2 separate regions of the Homo sapiens genome follow, and region 2 is linked to region 1. Evidence: read pairs that join two places in POLR2A ChIA-PET (ENCODE). Cell type or tissue: Panc1. All regions are shown on one strand. Each heading gives the region's core, and the rest is flanking DNA. Links, peaks and the distances in the headings are about the cores only.

Evidence for each region. Peaks named below come from ENCODE experiments on the same cell type or tissue, not always from the same donor. Only the 100,000 strongest peaks of a DNase experiment are listed, where the experiment ranks them.
Region 2: POLR2A ChIA-PET joins it to region 1 with 6 read pairs; 2 of 35 experiments call an interaction of 5 or more read pairs at or near these places.

Annotation. Positions count from the first base shown.
Region 1 is chr12:14,577,649-14,580,570 of GRCh38, forward strand. All of the region lies in intron 2 of PLBD1-AS1 (PLBD1 antisense RNA 1), which reads left to right. Among named protein-coding and RNA genes, the nearest start is that of PLBD1, 11 kb to the left of the region's middle. In Panc1, for the core only: no CTCF peak of the experiment used is centred there; no DNase peak of the experiment used is centred there.
Region 2 is chr12:14,367,441-14,370,362 of GRCh38, forward strand. All of the region lies in intron 1 of ATF7IP (activating transcription factor 7 interacting protein), which reads left to right. Among named protein-coding and RNA genes, the nearest start is that of ATF7IP, 3.2 kb to the left of the region's middle. In Panc1, for the core only: no CTCF peak of the experiment used is centred there; no DNase peak of the experiment used is centred there; H3K4me3 peaks cover 110 bases; H3K27ac peaks cover 1,752 bases.

The sequences.
Region 1 (2,922 bases), core at 104-2,603:
TCCATTGTCAAACAAATTAAGCAATGATTTTGTACATTGCTGACATCCTGACAACTCCCATTGAATAATGGGTCTTTTTTTTTTTTTTTTTCCTGAGACAGAGTCTTGCTCTGTTGCAGTGGTGCGATCCTGGCTCACTGCAACCTCCACGTCCTGGGTTCAAGCAATTCTCCTGCCTCGGCCCCCTGAGTAGCTGGGATTATAGGCACGAGCCACCATGCCAGGTATATATATATATATATATAGTATTTTTTTGTATTTTTAGTAGAGATGGGGTTTCACCATGTTGGCCAGGCTGGTCTCAAACTCCTGATCTCGTGATCCACCCACCTCGGCCTCCCAAAGTGCTGGGATTACAGGTGTGAGCCACCACGCCTGGCCAATGTGTCATGTTTTTAAAAATTAGCTGTGAAAAACAAATGACTAAGGGGCGATATATGAAACAGCCAGGAAGCCCATCCTCTTATTGTTCATCTTGCAGGGAATGCTCCCACGTGCTTGCAAATTGTAGGATCTTGGCTAAGCTAAACTAGGATTCATGTTTGGATATGTCCGATGAATGCATGTATCCATCTGCCGGAGTTGATTTGTGCTGAGAAAAGAAACTGGGGAAGTAGACTTGTATGAAGGCACTTGGTGGAAGGCAGAATGGGTGAAGAGAAGGAGGAAGGGATGGCAAGAAATACATGATGTCTCCCCTATAATTTGCTTGCCTTTTTAACTCAGTTTGAGCTCTTTAAAGAGAAAAGGATGGCTGGGCGCTGTGGCTCATGCCTGTAATCCCAGTACTTTGGGAGGCCAAGGTGGGTAGATCATCTGTGGTCAGGAGCTCGAGACCAGCCTGGCCAACAACTCTGTCTCTACTAAAAATGCAAACATTAGCCGGGTGTGATGGCAGACACCTGTATTCCCAGCTACTCGGGAGGCTGAGGTGGGAGAATTGCTTGAACCTGGGAGGCAGAGGCTGCAGTGAGCCAAGATCGCGCCACTGCACTCCAGCCTGGATGACAGAGTGAGACCCCATCTCAAATAAGAATAATTATTAAAATAAATAAATAAAGAGAAAGGGACTTCAGGCGGAGGCAAAAGAGGGAGATTTCAAGAAGGAATTTGCGAGGCGTGGGGCCATCAGAGCATTGTTCTGATGCCAGATCATAGCACGGGCCACAGAACAGGGAAGAGAAACTTACTTTTCATGTCAGCATAATTTCCACCAAGTAAAACTGTGGTTGGCAGGGCACGGGGGTGCGCACCTGAAGTTCCAGATACTAGGCCCAGGAGTTCGAGGCTACAGTGAGGTATGACCGCACAGCTGCATTCCAGCCTGGGCAACAGAGCAAGATCTCATCTCTAAAAAAACAAAAACAAAAACAAAAACACTGCAGGGAAGGCCAAATTGCATTGACACCATTAAGATAAAATGTGTACATACAGCAAAACTCCACCACAATGCTATGAGCAGAGTCTCAAAATTAAAATAGTTAAATATGAAGGACACATTTTTGCAAGTTTAATGAAATGAAAATGGTGGCTGGAGGTGGGGGGGTGGGAATGAATTGCCAATTGTATCATATCAAATTTGTTTTACTAGAGCAAAGGGAATAATAATGAGAGCAGATTATAATGGATGTCTCTGTACTGGGATTTTTGGGTGATTTTGTTTCACTACATGTCAGTATTTGTTGCCCAGGCTGGTCTCGAACTCTTGGGCTCAAGTAATCTTCCTGCTTCAGCCTCCCCAGTAGCTGGGACTACAGTTATGCACAACTGTGCCTGGATCCAATTTTCCAAAATTATATGATAAAAATATAGTAGTTTTCTCATTTAAAAATTTTAAATTTAAAATAGCCACAGGAAATTTCATCTTATGTAAGCAAAATGTCTGAAGGTGTCCTGATTTCCTGATTGAACAAATCCTTTTTTTTTTTTGGCTCAGTCACCCAATCTGGAGTGCAGTGGTGCGATCTCTGCTCACTGCAACCTCCGCCTCCTGGGTTCAAGCAATTCTCCTGCCTCAACCTCCTGAGTAGCTGGGACTACAGGTGTCTGCCATCATGGCTGGCTAATTTTTGTATTTTTAGTAGAGACAGGGGCTCACCATGTTGGCCAGGCTGGTCTCAAACTCCTGACCTCAAGTGATCCACCCACCTCGGCCTTCCAAAGTGCTGGGATTATAGGCATGAGCCACTACGGCCAGCCTTTTTTTTTTTTTTTTTTTTTAGGACAGTCTTGCTCTGTCACCCAGGCTGGAGTGTAGTGGCATGATCTGGGCTCGCTACAACCTCCGCCTCCCGGGTTCAAGAGATTCTTGTGCCACAGCCTCTGAATAGCTGGGATTACAGGCAAACACCACCATGCCTAGCTATATATATATATATTTTTTGAGACAGTTTCCCTCTGTCTGTTGCCCAGGCTGGAGCACAGTGGAGTGATCTTGGCTTGCTACAACATCCTCCTTCCGGGTTGAAGCAATTCTCCTGCCTCAGCCTCCTGAGTAGCTGGGATTACAGGCGGGCACCACCACACCTGGCTAATTTTGTATTTTTAGTAGAAAGGGGGTTTCACCTTGTTGTCCAGGCTGGTCTTGAACACCTCACCTCAAGTGATCCACCCGCCTCGGCCTCTCAAAGCGCTGGGATTACAAGCATGAGCCACAGTGCCTGGCCTAATTTTTGTATTTTTAGTAAAGACGTGTTTTACCATGTTGGCCAGGCTGGTCTCAAACTCCTGATCTCAAGTGATCCACCTGCCTTAGGCTCCCATAGTGCTGGGATTATAGGCGTGAGCCACCACGCCCAGCCGGGATCCTTAAGTAAAGAAAAACATTGAATTATTTCACTCTAAAACTTTCCAGGGGAGTTGGCATTTTCCCTGGCTTTAAAGTCTTGCTTATACCATCACGGTAACTAGAGGCTTTCTTCT
Region 2 (2,922 bases), core at 149-2,648, 210 kb before region 1:
TAGAGAGCAGTTGTGTAATTTTCTCCCTTTTATGTTTCTGGAGTGGTTACCTAGCAGCCCCTTTCTACCACATGCTATTTCAGGCATTTTCGAGTTGAACATACACATAAATATTTCGGTTAACAAAAGAACTTTGATCTTTGATCTTAGGGCATGGTACACTTTACATTTCCAGAAAAATGAAATAGTTTGGTGTATATAAGCGTATGTTTTCATTTGAATATACAGATGATTGCTTTTTAGGTTAATATTGAAGGTAGTAAGAGGTATTTGAAAATGCTCTTGAATATGAAGAACATATTTATTGATGGGACGATTTTGCTGTCATGTTTCTTACAAGGCAGATATAATCATGTAAACTTAATAAGATTAATTAATTGCCTGAACACCAACTATTTGTTTATTAGTACTTTGTCAATAACAAGTATATTTTAAAATTTTAGTTTGGTGGTTATGATGCCACAAAATTTTGACACATATCCAACATATATAAATATTAAGACTAGGTTACTCCAGGAATGAATACCAAGTTACTGAAGTTATTTAAAATCTTTGTAGTTTTGTAAATTTAAAAATTTATATGTAGTTTAGAAAAGACAGGTTTGAGTTATTAAACAATTAGAACTATTTTTTCTTTAAATTAGGTTTTGCATATGTGATAAATGTATTTAAATATTTTTAAACTTATTCATTATAGAACATTTGGAAAATATTGAAAATTAATTAACAATGCTTAGAAATAACCACTCTAAAGGTATTGGTGATTTGTGACTTCACTTTTCCATGATTGAGCAATCTATAAATGTTTATTAATTAGTTTTTCATTGGTACCATAATTTCATTTCTACTCTTTTAATGTTATGAGTATTTTCCCATTTCATTATTCTTCTAAAATATGTCTTTAAATGGTTGCATGATACTTTATTATAATATCCCACATGATCAAATGTTCTTTTTAAACACATTTTAAAATGGTTACATATTATTGTTATCTCTAAGAAGAATTTACTGTGATTTATTAAACCTTTCATTTTTTGTTTCCTGTTTTGCTTTTTGCTCATTTCTCTATTAAAAATAATGCTACAGTGAACGTTCTTGTACTATACCTCAGAATATTTCTTTGAAATTACTTTCAAAGGACTTTTAAAGTAATTTGCAAAATTGATAAAAACTTTTTTTTGAAAAGCATTTTTTATCATATTCAATACCACCATCAATTAGATGGGTGAAAAATAGTAGCTCATTAACTTTTTTTGATAACTAGTGAAGTTGAATTTGTTATTGTTTTATATATGCATTTTTTTCATTTTCTGTGAATTAGCTGTTTGACTTTTTGTGTATTTTTCTATGATGAGTGTTACTGTTTTTCTTATTTGTTGGTAACAGCTACTTACGGCTTTGGGGTCCTTAGCTTTTAATATTTGTCACAGTAATTTTAAAATTACCTTTTAAGTGGTTTATGATTGTATATGTTAAGAAGTTTTGCATTTTTATGTAGTAAAATGTACTGCCCCCCTTTTTTTTTTTGAGATAGGATCTTGCTCTGCTGCGCATGCTAAAGTGCAGTGGCAGTGATCTCTGCCCACTGCAGCCTCGACCTCCCAGGCTCAAGCAATTCTCCCACCACTGGAGTAACTGAGACTACTGGTGAAGGATATCACACCCCGCTAATTTTTTCTTTTTTTTTTTTTTTTAATAAACAAAGCCTCATTATGTTGCCCAGGCTGGTCTTGAACTCCAGGGGTCAAGAGAGTTTCCCACTTCAGCCTCCCAAAGTGCTGAGATTACAAGCATGAGCCACCATGTCCAGCCTGTACTGCCTTTCCTTTTTCCTTTATGATTTCTACAGCACTTGTCTGCCCAGAAAATATTACCTGTTGTAAGGTGAATTGTATGTTTATATTGTATTTTATTTTATTATTATTGTTTTTTGAGGTGGAGTCTAGCTCTGTCTCACAGGCTGGAGTGCAGTGGTGTGATTTTGGCTCACTGTAACCTCTTCTTGGGTTCCAGCGATTCTGCTACCTGAGCCTCCCAAGTAGCGGATTACAGGCGTGCACCACCATGCCCTGCTTTTAGTAGAGACGGGGTTTCCCCGTGTTGGCCAGGCTCGTCTTGAACTCCTGACCTGAGGTGATCTGCCTGCCTTGGCCCCCACAGTGCTAGAATTACAGGTGTGAACCACCGTGCACAGCCTTGTTCATGTGTTTTGTTAATTTTTTACTAGAACTTTTTCTGGAAGTTTTAATAAACTTAAAAAATACTTTTACATCTATGTGGACATATCTGTGTTTTGACATATTGTGTGTTAAGATAAGTTGCTAGTTTCCATTTTTTTCCAGATATCTAGTTTCCATAGACTTGATCCATTTCTTATTGCTTTGGTAGCAAACAATTCTGATTCATATACTAGGTATATTTAACCTGGGGTCCATTGTCCTCTAGGGGTTCCACCGATCCCTTGATATACACAATTTTATGTAAGTCTGCATATGTTCATTTTTTTTTTTTTTTGAGATGGAGTTTCGCCCTTGTTGCCCAGGCTGGAGTGCAATGGCACGATCTCAGCTCACCGCAACCTCCGCCTCCCAGGTTCAAATGATTCTCCTGCCTCAGCCTCCTGAGTAGCTGGGATTACAGGAATGTGCCACTATGCCCGGCTAATTTTGTATTTTTAGTAGAGACGAGGTTTCTCCATATTGGTCAGGCTGGCTCGAACTTCCTACCTCAGGTGATCCGTCTGCCTCGGCCTACCAAAGTGCTGGGAGTACAAGTGTGAGCCACTGCGCCTGGCCTCCTATGTGCATTTTTCTGGGGAAAAAGTGATAGCTTTCATTAGCTTCTCAAAAGAATATATGATATAAAGTTTAAACAGAGGTTGACAATGACTGTATCTGGGCCTTATTCTTAGAGCATTATTGC